2 separate regions of the Mus musculus genome follow, and region 2 is linked to region 1. The links are chromatin loops, found by intact Hi-C in ENCODE. Cell type or tissue: left cerebral cortex. All regions are shown on one strand. Each heading gives the region's core, and the rest is flanking DNA. Links, peaks and the distances in the headings are about the cores only. Region 1 has its middle 13 kb from the start of Gm38777. Region 2 overlaps Pot1a (protection of telomeres 1A).

Region 1 (11,303 bases), core at 4,209-6,708:
AAAATTGGACATAGTACTACCGGAGGATCCTGCAATACCTCTCCTGGGCATCCAGGAGAGGTTCCAACCGGTAAGAAGGACATGCTCCACTATGTTCATAGCAGCCTTAAGCTGATTTCTTGCTGTGGAGCACGGCAGCAACTATCAAATGCTACGCTAAGATGAGGCCTGTTTCTTCTCATTCCTTCCATAGTACACTGGACTGTTTAATGGACAGGATCTGAGATGTGACTTGGATGAAAAGAGGCTCAGACAGAGACTTTAGCAACTTCTGTGGGAAAGACAACAGGATCATAGCATGGAAGAGTTGAGTAGTGACAGCCTGAGAAAAATTGAAGGATAAGACTTCCTCCAGCTAATTGCAGTCAGAGGAAGGGCCTGGCTTATTGCTAGAAGAGGTGAAGGTGTATCAGAAGGATGTTAGGGAAATGTATGTGAGGCAGGAATTACAGTTTGATTTGGACTCGACTTTAGTCACAGTGAGACTGGATAACCTGTTGGTTGGTTGGTTATGTTCCTTTAGTTGCAGCATGATGGAATCAGGCCATTTAAGCCATCAGCTATAAGGGTTATGTCATATGCTCCTAGTATGAAGTAATGCTTGTACCATGTTCTCATGTATATAATAAGAGCCTTCCCTAAATATCTAAATACATCTGAGGAAATACTTAGTGCTGTTTTATGAAAATTGATAGAACTAGCTTTCAATTTCTGATATTCTAATTCAAAGTTGACTAGTATTTATGTCCATGTTGTTAGTCTCAATATTCTGGCTTCAAGTAACCCTCCTGCCTTGGCCTCCCAAGGAGCTGGAGCCATCTGTACTTTCTACTTCACTAGGATCAACATAATTGAAAATTATTTTCAGAGACATGTTACAAAACTTTAAAATATACATGCTTTATGATTAAAATATAGTCTTGAAGCTATTAACAATAATGAGTTTAATGTGACTTCAATGTTCTATTTTTGATATTGTTGTTATTGTTGTTTGGATGTTGTTGTTGTTATTGTTGTTTTGAGACATGGTTTCTGCTGTGTACCCTTTGTTGTCTTGGAAATTGCTCTGTAGACCAGTCTGGACTCAATTTTGTAGGGATTGGCCTGCCTGTGTTTCCCAAGTGCTGGGATCAAGGGCATACATTGCCATAGCCCCCCCCCCCCTCTCTCTCTCTCTCTCTCTCTCTCTCTCTCTCTATATATATATATATATATATATATATATATATATATATATATATATATAAAATGTTTACTTATTCTTGTATTAAAAGCTATAATTTTTGTTTTCACCAAAAAGTGATAATAGAAAACAAAAAACATATTAGTATACTGTATACTAGGGAATTTCAACACAATCTCTTTTTCTTATAGTTATTAAATTCTTTTTGTTTCTGTTCTGCTTTTTTAAATATTTCTCACATTATATTCATATATCATTCTCTGTTTTTTCATATGGTATGAGTATACATTAAACATTTAGCCTTAACTTAGCAAGGAAATTCGGATCCTCAAGTGATAAAAATGAATTAATTATGTAATTGACTCAAAAGTGATCTGAAAAACTTGTAGAGATCTATAGGAAGAGAACATATGGAAGATGCTAGAAAAAGTCACAGTTAGGATCTTAGACTGGAGATTTGGCAGCTGGCAGTGCTATTTGTACAGATGGAGAGAAGTGATGTGTCTTCTAATTGATGAACAAAAGTATTCAATGGCCAACAATTCAAAGACGAACCTAACTTTTTTTTTTTTGTGGTGGTCTTTGGCCTTTGGAGGAAGCACCATGTGCCCAGACTAGAACAATTCATTAAAATGAAATATGTATATTTATACGTGGAATTATGTGTTTTATAAGTTGTAACGTAGTTCCTATAGTGAGATCCCTGTGGCTTTTCAGGCATCCTCATTGTTTATTCTACCTTCCTCTCTCCTTCTTCTATATTTACCTCCATCCCCTCCATAAAGAACCTCCAATTCCCATTTCCCTGATCAGATTACTTATATCCCGCTACTGCCCTCCATTACCAAGCAAAATGGAGGGTTGTGGAGCACAGTCCCAATGGGTTACATTTACAAAACCTTTTTGAAGCTAGGGCTTAGAGAACATTACAGAAGTGTGCAAGAAAGACTGTATGAGTCAGAGCATCAAGGAGTTTTCTGTGAGAGTGTGTCTTCTAGTAATATCACAAGCTATACTCATAAAGTTTCTCCAACACATTTGACCAGTGTGAGCTAAACATGGATGACACAAATGAGCATATCAAAGTAGATTTAAAAGTCCCTCAACTCTACATATAAAGAACTGAGGAGTACTGGGAGTAGCAGATGTGGTCTTCCTCAGAGAAGAACACACCAACTTGTTGATCAATGTCAAGTGGTCAGCCCTAAAAATATACACCCATTTAACATTATACATACTGAACAGATTAGATGTGTGAATATATAGGTATATAAACATATATGTGTGTGCAATAACAATTAGTAAGAAATGAGGCTGTCCATTTGAATGAGAGTTAGGAGGGTTATGTGGAAGGGTTCAGAGGGATGCAAGAGAAGGGAGAAGTGTTGTAATTATAATTTCAAAAATAAAAAAGAAATTTAAAGATTATACATATCCAATATACTAAAACATTCCAGTTGATTAAAGAGGATGTATAACTCATCATCTCAGCTTCATTAGACATTTTCCAGTGCACTGAGAGAGGAAATGAGAAAGGCACTGGTCCTAAAGAATGTGCTGGTTATTTAGCGTCTCCAGGCTCCTTATGGCTATACTTTTGAACACAAGTTTATCTGAGTTGATTAAGTTTCAGTGCTACTGAAGGAGTGCCACTGGGAGTAGGGCAGAGTTTTTCAGAGTTTGGTTCTTTTATTACACTGTAGAATTAAGAAGAAGGAACAGTGAGTGACCTGAAATTCAATGAGAGGATGTGGCAGTCTCAGTGAAAAGATTCAGTTAGTTCACAGGAGAAGGAAAATAGAAAGGATGTTTTCTACTGAAATAAACACTTAAGATTACAAAGGCATTAGCACACTTTGAAATGTTATGATTAGAGTTAATACCTTGAAGGCTCATTGAAAACTAGAACAACCAAAAAGGAATTTAGAAGCTAAAAGTAAAGGCAGTAAGACATTCTAAATCTTTCCAGGAAAACGGGGACAGAGAGCAAATCATTGTAAGTCATGTGATGCTCTCTACACAATTAGAAAGCTGTCTGCAGTAGAGAAGGTGACCGAGAAGAACTTTGAGAACCTCAGTGAGAGGTTGAACCATGGGACATCTCAATGTCTCCTCCCCTAGCCTGCAAGCCTAAGGAGTGCAAAGCTTACCTGGGTGATACTTGTGTTTAGGAACAGAAATGATTGGGAGAATGTTAACTCAGAATAGAAATTCAGATTTAAAGGAAATAAGAAAAGCGTTTATTCTGAGTCAATTATGAATGACCATGGCTTAGGGAAAAATGATCTCTTATTCTGAGTGCTTTGCTCCACCCTGTAAATGAGTATAATCACATTTTGTGAGCAAAACAAAAGTGAAAGGCATGAATAAATTCATTTAAATGCATTGTCCATGTTAGGTCAGCAGGTCACAGCAAAGCCAGATCTGCCCTATCATACTGTATGTTATCCCCATGGAACTCTTGGCTCTGGAGAGGGTAGATATCTGTTAGGCTTAACAGTACACTGGAAAGTCTTACCAAACATTTGGGGGAAGTTAGTTCAAATACAAAGATCAAAAATAACTATTTTCCAAAAGGCTTAAGAGAGTCCAAGGTAATTTTGTCTCCACCACCATTTTTCCTCTCTCCGTAGTCATAAACTTCTACCCAGGCAACGTCAAATAGTTTAGTGCCTTTACAAAGTGTGGCTGACCTAGAGAACTTTCATCTTTACAGTGGGCACAATGATAGGGAACCATTTTAAACTAAACTTCTCCATGTCATCAAGTTTTACCTGCCTGGAAAATACAGTTTGAATGTGTTTGGAAGTTTGACAAGAAGACCATTTATAACTTAGCAGATATTCTAGTAGCTATTTAATGTAACAAAATTATATACAAAACAAGTTTTAGTATAATCATATACAGTGACACGAATGTTAGCACTGTTAGAAGAAGGCACTTAACTATATGTAAGTGAATGATTTGTCTCCAAAAGACTGTATTCATTACATTGCCTATCTTCTACTGATGGCTGTGGTCTGGAGGTTCCCACAAATCATCTGCTAAAACGTAATCCCCATGGTGGATGGAGCCATTCGAGAGTTGAATAGTGTCTTATGAAAAGCTGGAAGGGACATGTCTACTCTGCCCCCAATCCCTCTTATTTGCCTTTTACCACACAAGAACACAATAGTCTTTCTGTTTTAAGAATGCACACAAGAGCCAGTTTGAAAGCAGAGATAGGTCTTTATTAGATATCAAACTTGTGGGCCCCTGGTTTGGACTTCTAGCCCCCCAAACTGTAAGAAATTAAGTTTTTACTAGAGTTATTAAAAGGATATAGTTCATTACAGTGAAGGAGGCATGGTAGCAGGGACACAAGGCACATTGTCACATTGCTGCTACTGTCAGGAAAACAAATGGACAAGTACATTGGATCATGATATTAAGACTCAAAACCCCACCCAGGGACCAACCACCAACAAGGGTGCATTTCATAAAGTTTTCATGGCCTACTAACTAGCACCTCCATCTGAAGACCCAGTGTTCTGACACATGAACCTATGGCAGATAGTCTATAGTCAACTTAGTACACCTGGTATTGTGTTATAGCCACATATACGGACAAAGACGTTGATGGCCAGTCTGGCCAGTAGTCAGGTCACTATGCTGAGTCTCTACTTCTTCTCTCTTACACTCTAAGTTGTCCCGTGTGAGCCAGTACTTTCATGACCACACACCGATATCTGCCTCTCTGTCACATCTTCATGAGCATTAAACTTAGGTACCCAGATACATACTTCATTACTCTTTAAAGATATCGTAGAGGCAACTCAAGCTTGACATGTAAAAACAAAACCCACAATTTAACCCTTTCCATCCCTCTTACTAATTTTATTACGCCCGCGTTGCTGCTCTGTGAGACCTTTGTATAATTTCATATGTTATCTCTATTCTATACCATATCTGTGTATTTCTGATTGTCATTCCTTTAAATTTAGTAATTTCTAAGGTCTATACAGCTTAGAATCAGCTCTTGCCCAGGTGTGGGAACATTAAAAACAAATATACTAACTAAGATAATTACAGATAAGAACTCAGCACTGTGCTGGGCATTTAGCCATTTATATGTAGTCAAAGCTCTGTCCAGGAGATGGCGCTCAGAGTGTACTTTTGCTGTTAGTTTTTAATACTGAGGAATATTTCACACAACTATGTTTTCTTACACAGATGCTTTAATAGGGGTAAGCTGTTATGTGTTCTGCCATTCTTGATAGGCTTCTGAGTTATTAAGACTTTACTAGATGACTCTGTTGTTTTTCAGATGAAGTAGGTGTTGGAAAAGAAGTCTGTAGTAGAAAGAAAAGTTAGGGTGGGGCAAGAAGTTTTCTGGTGTGAGAGGAGAGGGAGAATTTTAGTTTAAATCTCTTGATAATCACTCCTCTAGAACTGAATAACATTATCAGAGAGGGTGAAGCAAGTTGGAGAGGTGATGGGAAGCATATGCTTTACAACACGACTCAGTGAGCACTCATCATGAGTTATCTGCAGAATAAATAGGCAAGCTGTGTTACTAAAGATGATCAGATACTGCAGTCCTTTCACTTCCCTTGAATAATGGGTGGTACAGGCTAATCCTTTTTCCTCAGAATGACAAAACCAAGCTAAGTAAACCCAAGTATTTTTGTGCTTGCCAAACAAAAAATGTGGAGTGAATAGGTTACAGTGGGCTGTCAATCCAAGCTTCTCTCTTAATAAGCACAGACGGAGTGTCCTCTGGTAGGTTAAGTTATAGACCCCTTTCCTCAAACTAGTTCATCGATAGTTTTTCTGGGCTTCCTTTATCAATTTTGGCTGACTCTAAGGATCACTGGGGAGAACTTTAAGGCACCTGTGCCCTCCCTACTCAGAACAACCGGCGAGGATCAATAGGAGAGCAAGCAGGGATGCTAGCAGGGAATACAGATCACAACTTGTGGGTGAATGGGAACAGAGAGTTTCATGGTCGAGAAGTCATCCAATTCAATGTGTCATTGTCTTTGAGGTTCCTTAAAGTTGCAGGAAATTGTCACAAACAGAAAGGAGGAGGTGGAGGAAAGGGGAGGAGCAATCTGTGAGTATAGCTGGAGTAGAGTTGAGGGAGAGGAAGATGAAAGGGAGGAGCTGGAAGCAAAATAATCTTGTGAGTTGACTCAGCTGGTCAAATCACTTACTGCTCAAATGTGATGATTTATAATGCCCAGGACTCCTAGGTGGAAAAGAGAACCCAAAAGTTAGCTCCACACTTGCTATTCAATACTCAACACTCAATATTCAATATTCAAATACAAACAACAGGTTCACAATAGAAGTGCCCATATGTCTTAGTCAGGGTTTCTATTCCTGCACAAACATCATGACCAAGAAGCAAGTTGGGGAGGAAAGGGTTTATTCACCTTACAATTCCATACTGCTGTTTATCACCAAGGAGGTCAGGACTGGAACTCAGGTCAGGAAGCAGGAGTTGATGCAGAGGCCATGGAGGGATGTTCTTTACTGGCTTGCTTCCCCTGGCTTGCTCAGCCTGCTCTCTTATAGAACCAAGGCTACCAGCCCAGAGATGGTCCCACCCACAAGGGGCCTTTCCCCCTTGATCACTAATTGAGAAAATGCCTTACAGCTGGATCTCATGGAGGCATTTCCCCAACTGAAGCTCCTTTCTCTGTGATAACTCAAGGTATGTCAAGTTGTCACAAAACTTGCCAGTACACCATATAACAATAATAATCAATAAAATACACAATTCAAGAAAAGAGGAAATTTCTTCACGGACTTACAATTTGCTTTCGTTGCCATTATTGGGAATGTCAATTTCTAAACATGGGAACTGTTAAAAGTAGAAAAAAGATAACATAGTTGACCCAGTATAAAGGCTCAGCTGGTAAAGGTGTTCGCCATCAAGCATGGTGGAACCCATATGAAGAAGGAGGGAAATGATTCATAGAAATTGTACTCTGACCTCCTTAGGTGCAAAGGGACAGACTCATCCTCCACTCCCGTGCACAGATATACAAACAAATAAGTAATTATAACTTAAAATATAACAATTGTGTTTTATAACTTAGACCACTATAACTGGAGTCTCTTCTCTATTTACAGACAGAAAAGGATATACTTATGACATCTTTATACAAAAAAGAATGCTCTGGAGATCTGTCATGCTCATTCCTATCAAACTTGTGCTTAAATTAGATTTCAGGTGACTTCTGTGATTCTTTATCTAACTTTAGTGTATGTAATTTTTGAAAAAAAAAGCAATGAAAGAATTTATTTTACATCATCTCTTTCCTGCTTCTTTTTATAGCTTCTTACACACTGTGAAGTTTATGTATAGATGAGTATGAAGAGGCAAACTAATGTTCTGTGGCAGAAAACAAGACAAAATAAAAATTAAAATATATATACACAGAATTACAAAGAGTTTCATACATAATTTAAAGGTTCAATTAATTTTGGAACCCATCCACAAATTTCTAGTATGCCTTGGCTCTCAAGGTATATTTGAAAGAGCTCCATATTAGACACAATCATGAATTTATTTGATTTTTTAAAAAAATTTATTTTGAAGACCATGATATAATTATAGCATTTTCCCCTTTCTTTCTTCCCTCCAAACCCTCCCATATACCCTTCCCCACTCTCTTTCAGACTCATAACCTCCTTTTTTTACTAATTGTTATTGCATCCATATTTATATATGCATATATATTCCTAAATATAACCCATTCAGTCCTTATAAAGTTACCTGTATGTATGCTTTTATGCATCATCATTTGTCACCCAAATTAACAAGAAGTCATTTTAGTCTAAGACCATGGGGTAGAGTAAGTAACACATGAGAAGAGTAAGACTTGGAAAGAAAGTACAAAGATAGACATAGCAATACACAAGTCTCTTATAAGACAAAAGTGGCATCTTAAGTAGATGGTAAGTCAACTATTTCTGAAGACATCACACACTTCTGTTATAAAACAGAAATCAAGTAGGAACTGAGCACAAGCTCCCTCTGTGTTCATTAGTTTTCATCATGCCGAAAGGTGCTACTGAGCTCAGTAGCAGAGAAAAATCAGATAGGTCTTATCCACCGGACCATGATCAACTAATCAGGAAAGCTGCCAGTGAGGTAATAGTGTCATAACTTTTTTGGCAGTATCCAATCACTTTTGACCAGATTTAAGGCCTGCTCCACATGAAGGAATTAATGCCTGATAGTGTAAACTTGATATGCACTCACTGATAAGTGGATATTAGCCTAGAAGCTCAGAATCCTTCTTAGAAGGAGGAACAAAATACCTATGGTAGGAGTTATAGAGACAAAGTTCAGAACAGAGAATGAAGGAACGACCATCCAGAGACCGCCCCACTTGGGGATCCATCCCATAAACAACCACCAAACAGACCCTGTGGCAGATGCTAACAAGAGCTTGCTGAGAGGAGCCTGACATTGGCTCTACCAATGCCTGATTAATACTGAAGTGGATACTCACAGTCATCCATTGGACGGAGCACAGGGTCCCCAATGAAGGAGCTAGAGAAAGTACCCAAGGAGCTGAAAGGGTTTGCAGCCCCATAAGAGAAACAACAATATAAACTAACCAATAACCCCGGAGCTCCTTGGGTCTAAACCACCAATAAAACAAAACAAAACAAAACAAAACAAAACAAAACAAACAAAAAAAAAAACAACACATGGTGGGACTTGTGGCTCTAGATGGCCTAGTTGGTCATCAATAGGAGGAGAGGCCCTAGGTCCTATGAAGGTTCTATGCCTCAGTCTCCAACTCACAGAGACAAGAACGACAAGGACACCAAGATGGGTTCACGCAGCTTCCGCATCTTCCGCATCTTCCGCATCGTCCTCTTTACTTGGGGCTTTTTTACTTACAGCTTTTTTCACTTAGGGCAAGGGCTATATTTATACAGTAGTGGCAACTGACCTCATCTCGTTCCACACCACCTCATCCAATCAGAATCACACGAGTTCAGGTCGGTCACAGATAGGCTGACAGATCCTGATCAGGAGGAATAATCTAACTTGGCAGGCAGTTTACGCATGCAGTTTCACTGCGCATGTTTGAGCAAGGCAGTAAACATGTGGGTTTCACGGGGCCTGGCAATGGGCAGGGCGCCATCTTGACCCATGCGGCCGCACCTGCTTCCCGCAGTTCTATGTCCCAGTATAGGGGAATGCCAGGGCCAGGAATGTGAGAGGATGGGATGGGGAGCAGGGAGAGGGGAGGAAGGGGATAGGGGATTTCAGAGCGGAAACTAGGAAAGGGGATAACATTTAAAATGTACATAATGGAAAATATGTAATAATAATAATAAAAAAGAATGATTTTCCCTCCCAGTAACTACCCACTGATAGGCTAGTAGCCACTCAGAATGAAGTGGGGCCTAGATATCATCTACCCCATCTGTGCAGCAATTTTGTCTGCCTTGATCTTGTGCAGGTTTTGTATATTTTAGTAATCTGTCTACTGGTGGAAATGAAGGAAGCTTTAAATAAATTTTTCATCGTCCCCTTCTTTAAAAAAAATAAGTACAAAATTATTTCAATTGAAAAGTTGGTAGAAAATGGCTTAAATGGTCAGTGGTAAAGCTTTACCTGGCACAAACAATGCTTAGTTTGATCATTAGCACCATATACTTCCCGAAAGAAAGAAGTTAAGATGTTCAAACATTAACGCATCTGCATGACATAATGTAATGTATTGCCTCTTAAAATTATGGAACTGTGATAAAATTTGAATTTAGTTTTAGGATACTCCAGCTTACACAATATAAAAGTTATAGCACATGAAATACAAGTAAATTTTTGGAACATGCGTTTTGATTAATAAAGTTAGCAAGTTAGGGATATAGAATGTATATGTTCAGAAAGAAACCTAATGAACTTGGTAAATTTCACACAGAGACAAACCCAAAAGTGTTCAAGTAAAATCAATGATTTATGAGGCTATAAATAAATATCTTAAAAGCATGATTCTTTATTTATGGACAGAAAATAAATGTTTTAAGTGTCATTTCAAAAGTCTCTATTTATTATAGTGTTTCAAAGGCTATTTTCAATTGAAGTTGTTTGAAGTGTCCCAATTCAGAAAAAAAATGTAATTAAAAGGATCCAATTTAACTCTGACAAGGATTATTTTCAGACACAGACATCCAGTTAACGTTTTAAATATTAATGTTACATCTCAAATGCATGCAATGGCTTGGCCACTACAAACTACTTCAAAAAACAACAAAAGTAGGTATATTTGGTGAGAAAATACTTTTGAAAAATCTGACAGACAAAAGTGTTCATTTTTATGTTGGATAGTATTTTCTTGAATTATCAGGCCTGTTGCTTTTAATATAACCAGAAGTTATGAAATCAATTTTGATAATTTGGTTATTTTTTAAGCAGTGTTTCCTATAGCCCAGGCTGCCTTTGAACTCACTATGTAGTCAAGGATGTCCTCGATTCCATGACCCTTCTGCCACCATCTCCCAAGCACTGAGAAGGCAAGTCTACACTGACAAACTAAGTCTATGAGGTGGTGGCGATGGGACCCAGGGCATCCTGTGTGCTATACAAACTCTACCAGTTTAGCCATATTCATATGGACTATTTATAGACACCACACTCTATAACTAATACTTAGTAGTCAGCTTCCTCTTTAGTTATAAAGGCAATTATAATGAGGGCTGAGTGTTAGGTGTTTTTGAAATGGTGGTTCTATGTATCCGTGATGCAAGCTTCCATCAACCTCTCTGTATGTGCAGTAGTCCTATTGGTGAGTGAACACCTAGGGTATTTATTTCTTCTCTCCTTCAGTGCTCAGTCATTACTGCTCTGACTAAAGATTGATTTCAGAATCCTAGGTTTTAAACTCTTTATGGTAGAATTTCATATTTTTCTGACTTTGGACCAGTGTGTACATTTACTATCTTGACATTGCTCTTTCATTCCATGTGTGCAAAGGTCTAAGTTTTGGATTCTTGGCCATTGGCTATTTCAGCATTCATTCAAATTACATATCTATAAATGTCAATCTAGCATGCTTTTTTTTTTGTTTTGAACACCTAGGTAGAACTAGAATGAACACCTAGGTAG
Region 2 (11,303 bases), core at 3,361-5,860, 750 kb after region 1:
CATGAGAAGTGGCACTATTAGGGGTGGCCTTGTTGGAATAGTTGTGGTCATTTTTGGAGGATGTGTGTCACTATGTAGGTAGGATTTGAGGTCTCCTACTGCTCAACATCAGCCCTGGGTGGAAAGAGAGCCTCTCCTGTCTACTTGCAGATGACAGGGTCCCTCAGGCTGGCTTTGGATCAAGATGTAGAACACTCAGGTCCTTCTCTAGCCTATATCTGCCTGGATGCTGCCATCCTTCCCACTATGCCGATAATGGATGAAACTGAACAACTAACTACTGATGAGTCAAGCTCAAAATAGGTAAGAAAATTAAAAACATTTTATGATTGTATGAAAATGAAAACACAACATATTTAAAGTTATAGAACATAATGAAAGCAGTTCTAAGAGCCAAGTTTATAGCACTAACTGCCTATATAAAAAAAAAACTGAATAAATTTAATATAAGTAATATACAGACATACTTGAAAGCTCTAGAAAAACAAAAGAGGATGTGGAAAAGAAATAATCAGGGTCAGAATTAAAATCAGTTTCCCCCAGTTACAAACTGTACAACCTACAACAGAAACCCTCCTACAATACAACCCAGATCAATAGAGGCTCAGATGTTAGAGGGTAGCTAACCACTTCTAAAAACTAAGCTTACGACTGAGCATCACTCAGCCTCCTCAGAGAAGCTGCTTCTTGCACTTGATGTTAGTCAATGAAGTGATCTGTAAGTGGAGAAGATGCAAGGAGGTGAGAGTCTTTAGAGCACTCATGCTTAAATAGGATGTCCTTTATCACACTGTTTCTTTACAGCCTCAGGGATTAGTGCAGGAGAGAAGACAGAAAGATAGCAAAATCAAGAGGTGGTGATGATTCTAAAGAAAGGCTTCTTTCAGACACAAAAGGACTGATACTCACATGCACTCACAGAGACTGTCATAGCATGCACATGACATACACAGGTTCAAAGCAGAGTAAGTCCCAGCTCTGAAAAGGGGAAGTGGACAGAAAGCCCTTCCCTAACCAAGAAGTTAATTTTAACTATACCTGATAGAAAAGGGAAAATCAGTTTTCACCGATGGAGTTTCCCATGGTATATCAACAGCTCTAGGACAGGTCCTATATTGTTCAGAGCCTAGCACAACAGACTTTGTTTTGTTGCTGCTGTTGTTTTGTGCAGTGTATGTTTTGTTATTTTTTTTGCATTGTTAACTTTCTATTTATTTTATATGTTTTGATTTGTCCTTTTTTCTAGAGATAAAGAGAGAGAGAGAGACAGACAGAGAGAGAGAGAGACAGAGAGAGAGAAAACGAGAACATGAAGTTGGGTAGACAGGAATGTGGGGACAAATACGGGAGTAGTTAGGGAAAAGAATATGATCAAAATATATTGTATGAAAACACTTAAAGACAACAGAGGTAGAGATAGGAATATAGTTCCGTGGTATAATCTGCCTAACAGGTGAAAGTGTGGCTTTGATTTTTTCAGCAAGACAATGAGGAAAAACAAGCAAACAAGGCCTTACCCAACCTGAGGAACAGGCTTGCAAAGTAACCTAATAAAGATCTAAGTTATGTTTTTCAAAAAGGGATATAAAATACTCACTTTTTCAGCTGATCCACACAAGGGCTTGTATCTGGCAAAACCCTAATGCCCCGACCATAACTGGTCCCTCCGTGGAGATGGAACTCCAGCCTTAATGATTCAGAACTGCTGGTTTCTGAATTTCCAGGCTGAAGTTTTGTATGGAGGCTATAGAGTCTTAGAAAGCATCCAACCTACAAAAAGATCATTTAGAAATCTCATTTTAGAATAAAAGGGATTAATTAAACAATTTCTGACATTTGAAAATTTCACAATCAACAGGAGGCAATAACCAAGGACATAACAACCAGGGACCTGTCCAAGCAGAGACAACACTGGATGCAGGACTGCACTGTGACTAATATCAGCTACGTGGATATGAAGCCTGTACATATTACACAACATAAGCAGGCCCATTTCAGAGGTCCCCCAGTAAAATATAGTGAAGGTAGTTAAGATTAAAATGAAATTCTATTTGATAATATTTGGAAAAGAACTTGTTTGAACTAGTCTGAAATAATATTAAAAATGTGACATAAAATGCCCTTACTATGACACATTAGAAAAAAAGATTAATCATGTAGTTTCATCAAAATAACATAATAGACTTAATTTCACAAGTTAGTTTTCCTGCTAGGCAGAGAAATGCTCGTGAGCCCTCTGACTGCTGGTATTATATGTATGTCTGTGCCACCATATGCTTTTCCATAAAGCACAAATTCTATAGAAAGTCAAATTTTGGTAAGCAGTTGTATGTTTATCACAACCGTGTAAAACACATTATGTGAACTCAAATATGGAATTTTGAACTAACTAGTCTTCGTCATTGTCAGCTATTTTTCTAAATTTAGTCAAATCCTCTTTAACTAGAGAACTGAAGATTTTTCTCAATGAAGAATTCAAATAAGAAAACATATTAGGGTATTCAAAGACACTAATAAGACCAAGTGCTGTTGTATTGCTTCTAGTATCAGCTATGGGGGAAAGGCAATTTGTGCCTGCATTTTCAAACACAGCCCAGGCAACCCCATTTTAATAAAATAAATAAAACCAAGACATTCACATCTACCCAAAGGGACAAACTAACTACAAAATATAAACTGCATATATTTTTATGTAGTCTTATGAGCAAAAAGGAATGAATAAGAGGAAATTCAATTTCTTTGCATATAAACAGTATTCCTGAGTATGTGATGAGAAGTCATCTATCTCCTTTTCCCCACAAACTCAGTACAGTTGTGACAACATTAGAAAACAAGCATCAAAGGGTGGGGTCGAAATGGGGTTGCGGGAGAGAGGGAGGTAGGGAGGGGAAAGGAGAGAGAAAGAGAAGGGTAAGCAAGTGAGTGAGGATTGCACTCTAACCCTCCTTGTTAATCTTTAGAACTATTGGAGCAAAGGCAGGAGAGAGGAAGTGAGCAAGAAGCAGCCACACTCCCAGCACGACTCTTTCCCCTCCACAGTCGTTTCTTCTCCGTCCTGGTGGATGTTCTGAAGAGGGTAGGCAGGAGGAGGGATCCCGCCTACCTTCCCCACATGCCTTTACCTGCTTCTTCTACATCAGACGTGGAAAAGGCAAATCAGAGGTTTGGGGAAAATTTGTAAAAACTCAAGAGAAATATGTACTTTTCTGTGGACTCTAAAGTGAGATACTAGAATAATAGATATTAAAATGGCTACTTTGCAAGTGTTTTAGAATGTTTATCACATCTGTCTTTTTATTTATTTATTAGTACAGCATTATTATAGCACAGATGTTGATAACCTTCAAAGGACTAGAATAAAAGCTGAGACACAGGGAAATGATCTACATTTGCTAAGCTATCTGAAACACAATTTCATTGATATTAAAATTTAAACTTAAAGGAGTTTCAGCCGGATACTTCGGGGTCTTCCATGACATCCGACATCTACATATTCCAAAAATGTGTATGGAAGATAAAAGCCACGATCATTCCGAAGAGCAGGACGTGGGGCAAGGCGGAAGTAGAATGAACACTCTAAGGAGGACACTGAGCACAGCTACTTGCTAGAGAAAGACAGGGAACCTGAACTACAGAGACTGAGCTCAGCAGGGGCTTAAGAAGGTCACACGTGCAGCTCTATGGGGAACGACTGTGGCAAACTCTTCAGGAGAGAATGGGAATGGGCAGTGTGCTACTTATTCCGTCTTCCTCACTACACTGCAGCGGCATTCAACATGTACAGACTGCGCCTACTTCTCTAAACAGATCCCAAGAGTCAGCACGACAAACTGTTATTATTACAAACGCCTTCTGGAGGCAGCACTGGATCGTTCTATAGCTTGACTAAAGATTATGAAATGTGTCGGATGATCTATTATGTTAAAAAATTGTTTAATCTTGTTACAACATTTTCCCCGAATTTACAAGCTAAAGAATTACAATAAAAAACATAAAGGTGTAGCCTACTCTGGAACAAAGGTTTATTTAATAAGTAGATAAGCACCTACAATATATAACTAGAAAGAAATCACAATGCCAGTATAAAAGAGTATCCTCCAATTTTTGCTGAAAAAGTAGGTACAGTGCAATGGTTTTATTTTCTCCTATAGCTAACTATAATTAATAGGCCACTAAATGACAAAGTGTGATATGACTACATATGTTTTATGCTGTTGTAAGAATTGTAGCATGGTAAGAGCGCACTGTTTATGGAGGTCGATATCATGCTTCCTAACAAAGTCATTATTAAAAGCACTTTTCCTGCTCCGATACAAGTTATGAAATTATCCCATGCATGCTGCTGTGAACATCTGTCTTGAGATGCCGACAATAAGGTATCCACATCAATGACACATGACTGAAGACTTCTGATTGACTTGTGAGAAAATGAATAAAACTTGTCCCAAGGAAGATTACATAGTTATATCACACCCAGAGAAGCCTTTGCATCCTGATACAGCCCTGCAAAGGCTACAGTGCGATGATGTCCGTGAGAGAAAAGACGAGCCATCAATTTCCTTACTTATGCATGCTCACATCACCCTCTAGTGGACCATGCAGAGGATACATGCAGAGGATACGACATCATGACTAAAAACCCATTTACAATACTGTTGGACTGCTTAACCAGCAGATGGTCTTTAATCCTCCCTGCCCTCCCCGGAGAGCCTTTGCAATGAGCCAGTTGAGATTTAAGGAAGAGAAGCAAGCGGGGCAGGCAGAGGAACATGTGGAGCTAAGGCAGGAGCACAGGGAAAGCGAAGTGATTTCAAATGATCCAAAGATCAAAGCAGACAATGGCGCTGAGTAAAAGTGCACACCCTCTCTCCTCACTAAAGAACCAACCCTTCCTGCGTATCATGAAAACTTTCAAATTGAGACCGATGGTTATCACTGTTTCCAAAGAGAGTCAATCTGTGTAGACAGAATCTTCAGAGAAAAATTCAAAAGTCTATCTTCAAAAGTATTTTTCCCAAGTCCAGGGGTGCCTGCACGCACATACTCGTGTCTAAAAGATAAGACGACACAGTCACAAGCCCTGGCCCTGCCCTTCACGCTGTTTACTGATCTGAGTGAGCTAAAGACACTCTGTAACGCAGTATGAGAGTGCCAGGGTTTTCTGCTCTAGCACATTTGTTTAACAAAAGGCAACAGCAGCACTGGGCTGCACGCATACGGTTTTATTTCTGTGTTTTCTCCTTGTTTTATGGATAGATTGAAATGATCTACAGCTAAGATCATTTCCTTTCAATGTTTACTAACCCTGGAAAAAGACACTGCGGCTTGATCTTGTGAATGCCTTACTTTGTCACATAAAATGGAATGAAGCCAGCAGCTCTTCTCTCTTGAGACAATATCCAAGCCACTCTGCATATTGTCATTCACGATAGTGTTATCTACTACAGGAGAATTTAAAAATATATAGGTAAAAATTAACAAAAAGTATTCTCTACCATTTATGAATATAAATTTTTACGAAAAAGTGCCAAATTTCTATGGACAGTAAGAAAGGTCTATACAATATACGAAACATTCAAATTAACTGTGTATGCTAGAGGTGGTATAATACTTAAGACATAGTCCATGTCTACACTCTATCAAAACAATTCAGAACGTTTTAAGAAATGAAGTTAGAGAGCTGGAACTGGAGTTAGAACCTTAGTCATGTGCCTATCACAGAGCTTCTTGACTTCACTGGGACAGACCTGTGAGGTCAATGTCCAATGTCTGCTGGACACAGGGACCTGTGATGACTGGGACCGCAGTGTGTACTTCCCCACAACCATGCAGGAATAGAGACTTCTTCCTGGCTGTCTGGAACCTGGCAGGACCCAGAGCAGATGCTGCAGACTCTGCTTTCAGATAATCAGACTTTGCTCCGGCAGCTATCAATAACTCAAAATCTATTTTTGGAAAAACAGATGAGCAAAAAAGAATTCAAGGAGCTTCTAAACAAAATATGTGGCCTGAAGATATTTCCTTTATTGAATGTGAAATTTTGTTTCCTAAAATAACTTGAAAACTTTAACAATACAAAATATTTTGCTTCATACAAATTAAGGAATGATGAAAATTCACATATTCCCATTGCTTCTAGTCCTCTAAGCAAATTACAAGTGGACATTACAAATGAAAAAATAGTATTAGCAGATTTACATATACATGTTGTCCAGATGCTACCCACTTAAATAAAATAATTTGTCATTATTATTATGTTGGAGATGCATACTGCTTTAGAGATGGCTTTCTAATGGTTAAAACCTGAAGCTCAGGCACCATTTCAAAACCAGGGTATGAAGACATAAGTGCCAGAGACACAGGAAGGTTGCTATGAGATTGTGTTTCCTAGCAATATTGGTGAAGAATGTGACTACTTTCTGCTCTTGTCTAAAAACCCATAAAGTCATGCCAGCAAGGCTTGCAAAGTATGGTCTCAACCAGGATGATATCAATAGGCATGCTAACATGGAAAAAGTAAGTTGACAAGGTCTGAAAGTCAGAGGAAGATCTACAGACAACCAAGGAATTCGGATAGCAGGAGAAACAGTCTTCCACAGGGAAGAAGGCATCCACTGGTTATCTAATACTGTGCTGGTTTGAATGAAAATGATCCATATAGTCCCATAGGGAGTGGCACTATTTAGGAGGTGTGGTATTGCTGGAATAGTTATGGCCTTCTTAAAGGAAATGTGTCACTATGGGTGGCTTTGAGGTTTTAGAAGCTATAGTCAGTCCAGTGGCTCATACTCTCTTCCTGCTACCTGATGCTCCCGACATAGAACTCTCAGCGACTTCTCCAACATATGCCTGCCTGTGTAGCAACATGCTTTCTTCCATGATAATAATGAATTAATTCTCTGAACTTGTAAGCCAACTCCAATGAAATATTTTCCTTTATAAGATTTGACATAGCCATATTGTCTCTTCACAGCAACAGAAACTCTGTAAGACAGATGTTGGTACCGGGGACTAAGGGATTGTTGTGATAAGGCAAACCATGATTTTATTTCCAGGAATGTAGACTTTGGAACTTTGGGTTAGGAAAGTGGTAAAATGCTTTAAGTGTAGCTTAACAGGCAATACTAGCAGGAACATGGAAGACGGGGTGGTGTAGGTGATTTGAACTGTGGGGACCCAGCCCAGGGGAGGATAATATTCATATAGGGCCTAGAGATCATTCTTCTGATATTTTGGTGAAGAATGTGACTACTTTCTGCTCTTGTCTAAAAAAAATCTGCATAAGGCTAAATGGAAGAGCTATCAACTAACTAAAAGGATTAAAGAAAAGCTTATGGCCAGGCACAGTAATGCACACCTTCGATCCCAGCACTTGCAAGGCAGAATCTGGTCTACCAAGTGAGCTCCATGACAGCCACGCTTAGGCAGTGGAGGAAATCATAAAACAGAAAACTGCTGAAGATACAATGCAGTGAGGGAGCCATGTTTCAGTCCCAGCAAGCAGCAGCTCCTGGCAGCTTTAGACCAGGAAAGAAGACTGGAGTTGTGACATATCCTCTCTATAGCTCAGGAAAGCTGCTGAGACAGGCATACACCACAGGTGTCCCTGCACAGAGGCATACAAGGCTACTGTGTGAAACTTTGAAAGTGAAGTCTGGACTGTCTTGGAGACCACCAGATGCTGAAGATACCAGAGCAGTGATACCTGATAAGGAGGGTAGCCAACAGGGAGTCAAAGACACCTAGGAGAGTAAAGTGGCTGCAATCAACAAAGCTGAAAGGAGCTGGAGATTTGAAGAGTGCTTTGACATCAGACAAGGAATAAAGTTCAGAGTTTGTTTTCAGTCTTGCTTTGGTATAGTATTTCTTCATTATGTTCTCTTTCTTCTGTGTTGGTAATATCTATTCCGTGCCATAGTATGTTGGAAGTATATAATTTCCTTTTTGCTTTTGAATTTATAGATGATTAATTGTTTAGCCTTCCATGAGTCTCAGAAGACACTCTGAACTTTAAATGGGGTTGAGAGTGTGATAGACTATGGGGTCTTTTAACGCTGGATTGAATGCACTTCTGCATTATGATATGACTATAAGCCTATGGGGGCCTGGGAGTGAAATATTGCTGTTTGAATGAAAAAAGCCCATATAGGCCCATAGGGCGTGGCACTATTAGGAGGTGTAGCCTTGTTGGAGTAGGAGTGACCTTGTGGGGAGGAAGGGTGTCACTGGAGGGAGGTTTCAGAAGCCAGGCCTAGAGGCTCACTCTTCTTGCTGCCTGCTGATCCAGACACAGAAATCTTGGCTCCTTCCAAGCCCCTTCAGAGCCCCCATGCTTTCTGCCATATTGATAATAGGCTAAACCTCTGAACCTTAAACCCACTCCCAATGAGATGTTTTACTTTGTAAGAGTTGCCATGGTCACTGTGTTCTTCCCAGCAACAGAAACCCTAAGACAAATACCAAAAGGCAACTCTGAAAACATATATGCAAGAAACATTTATAAGGATGGAACAGATACTGTTTTTATATTTAGAAAATACACACACACACACACACACACACACAAAGCAGAAAAGGCCATGTAATTTTAAAGGCAGCAAGGAATAGGGAGTACATGAAAGCGGTTGGAAGGAGAAGAGAAGAGTTAATCATGCAATTATATCCACAAGTAAAAAAATTTTAAAATGTGTGTGTATCATATTCAAAGTTTTTAAATTTAATTTAGATATTCATTTTATAAGTTAAATCTTGAAGATAAATAAATCTGAAGTTAATTTCTATACACCAAATATTACTGACAGACATATACAAAACTAAAAAGGATATAAAAACAAAATAATAAGCATCTGTCTACTTAACATCACCTCGATGGATCTCGCCACTTGAACGTGGTTATCGTAGACTAGAATGTCTACCACCAGACTCTGTAGCCGTTCGATGTGACTCAAGTCACCTTCAAAAGTTAGATCTTGTGTGGAGACTCTCCAGGAGGGAAGCACAGTCTGGGTTCCATCCCATACCTGCCGTGGAAAGTAAAGCAAAGCTTAGTGCTCTTTATCCAAAGGCAGTGAGTGAGGCAAGCGTAAAATGAATCGCTGTATGTTGTTGAGTATCCAGTACCTTAAAACCGTGTATAGCCATCTGTGACTGTAAGAGGGGTAATTATGAACTACTGGTGATAAGCAGAAAAATGTGCAGATACAAAAACGAAAAAGTCACTGTATGATACCAAATAAAATATTAACTAGCTGTGGGCTTTGGTTCTGTTCTCCAATACCACACCCCTGCTCCCCCTACTCTCCTCTCCCTCTCTTTATCTCCTCCACTATACCCATCAGCTCTGAGTATGTATGGCTTCTGGTTATTAGAAAAAACAAAGATATAAGGCAAACTAAGGGAAAAACATTAAAATAATCAGATTATACCTGCTTCAAACTGAATATGAAGAAGTCAGAAGCTGTTTAAAGAAATTTGAACTTAAAATTATTTTTTTGCATCTACATTGTATGAACAGAGTAATAGAGAAACAGTGGGATAATGCTTTGTTTAAAGATTTTTTGAGGGCAGGAAAGATGGTCACAACTAATAATGCATGTAGCTGTCATAGAAGATATTAGTTTCATTTCCTCCACCAATGTCAGGCATCTTACATCCGACTGTAACTCCATCTTTAGGGGATCTAAGACACTTTCCTGGCCTTACCAGACATCTGTATAAACGTACACATACCCTTATACAGATAATTAAAAATAAAGCCTAGATCAGACTGGCTTGTGTACGTGACTGTGGGGGATTGGCTTTTAACTGTTGATTGAGGCAGGAAGGCCCTGTCCACAGAAAGCAACATCATTCTTAGGAATGCTGTCCTGAACCACGTAAGAAAGCTAACTGAGTATGAGCGACTCCATAAGCCAGCAAACAACTACCATCCTTCCTGACTTCTGCTGCACGTCCTGGGCTGTGCACGGGTGCTACATCTAGAGACAGTGCGGCCTGGAGCATGATGTGTTTACTTCTTGCTTGAGGGCCCTTCCTGACTTCCCTCTGGACTGTGAGGGTAGGTATATGTCAAATTGCTCTTCCCTGCCCTAAGTTATTTTGGGTTAAGGTGTCTTATCAAAGCAACGGAAATGATACTACAATACAGAACTACTAAATAAACCTGAAATCGAGTACTAAAAAAGGGACCAAGATTACGATTGTACTAGGACTGAAAGGAAAAGATTACATTGCATACTAGCAAGTGTAACTTAGAATAATGTCTATTTTCCTGTCTTTAATATTTGATTTAAAGTTATTTTTGATGAATAAGAAAATCAGTCATTATTCTAGTCCCTCAAAGTAGTTAAGAGCAAAGACTGCCATTCATTCTTCGCAGACTAGTGTCCCTACCTTAAGCACACGCTCGGCATACAGATGTAGATATATTACTACACAGACTACTACTAAAGTCTCTTTTAGGAAGTTTAAGTCTACAGTTGCACTGTAGAGTCCTAGAACATTCTAGCCTACAAAAATAGTTTACACAGTCAATTACTACAGTATTTTTTTCTTTCCAGGTGTTGACTAAATATAAGGTAAACTATTATTTCAAGTATATTTTTTCATACACTTAAAATGAGAAATTCATGAAAACAACTTTAAATGATTTACAAAGATTTTTAGACATATTAAGCTATCCTCAAGAGAGCTGTGCTAATTTTCTTATATTTATTTCTCAATGCTGAATTTAAAATAAACTCCTTGATCTTATTAAGAACCGCTAATGTTCAAGCATGGAGTGAGAGGAGCTTAGTACATTGCAGCCCCTGACACTTGCAGTCAATAGCTTCTGGAGGAGGAAGGATCATTCTCTTTGGGAATGCGATCATTGGTGGGTTTTCTATGTCCCAGTGAATGGACTCACATTCAAGGATATACTGGCAAAACTAAACGATCTTAACGAGTTACTGTAAACCAAACAAAAACAACAACGGACAGGAAAAGGCAGGAAAGTGTGAATGAGATGCTCTGTGGGGATGGATGAGGGATAAAGGGAGAAATGGGAGGTGGATATAATATTTTATTGTATACATTCATGAAATTCTCAAAGAGTACAACTAAAAAGACAATATAATAAACCTTTCCCCCAAGGTTGGCCCATCAGATAATGGATTATCTACTAAAATGGGCTACAGGCATATATTAGTTCTTTAGAAAAAAAATATGCATTTTTGACTGTATCAGCTACAGAGTAGTAACAGGTGCTCTCTGCAAAGAGCCAGTGTTTTCGTTCTTAGTAATGTTCAATGTTTAATAAATGG

Evidence for each region. Peaks named below come from ENCODE experiments on the same cell type or tissue, not always from the same donor. Only the 100,000 strongest peaks of a DNase experiment are listed, where the experiment ranks them.
Region 2: it touches region 1 in a loop (4-fold over the local background); 11 of 42 quality-filtered maps call a loop at or near these places.

The regions. Positions count from the first base shown.
Region 1 is chr6:25,014,898-25,026,200 of GRCm38, forward strand. No RefSeq gene overlaps it. Among named protein-coding and RNA genes, the nearest start is that of Gm38777, 13 kb to the right of the region's middle. In left cerebral cortex, for the core only: a CTCF peak has its summit at 5,316 (motif pointing right); a DNase peak (open chromatin) is centred at 5,317.
Region 2 is chr6:25,762,655-25,773,957 of GRCm38, forward strand. It overlaps Pot1a (protection of telomeres 1A), which reads right to left. Exons shown (of 18, transcript NM_133931.5): 8 at 8,865-9,020; 9 at 1,598-1,770. Among named protein-coding and RNA genes, the nearest start is that of Pot1a, 41 kb to the right of the region's middle. In left cerebral cortex, for the core only: CTCF peaks have their summits at 3,846 and 4,591 (motif pointing left); DNase peaks (open chromatin) are centred at 3,823 and 4,592.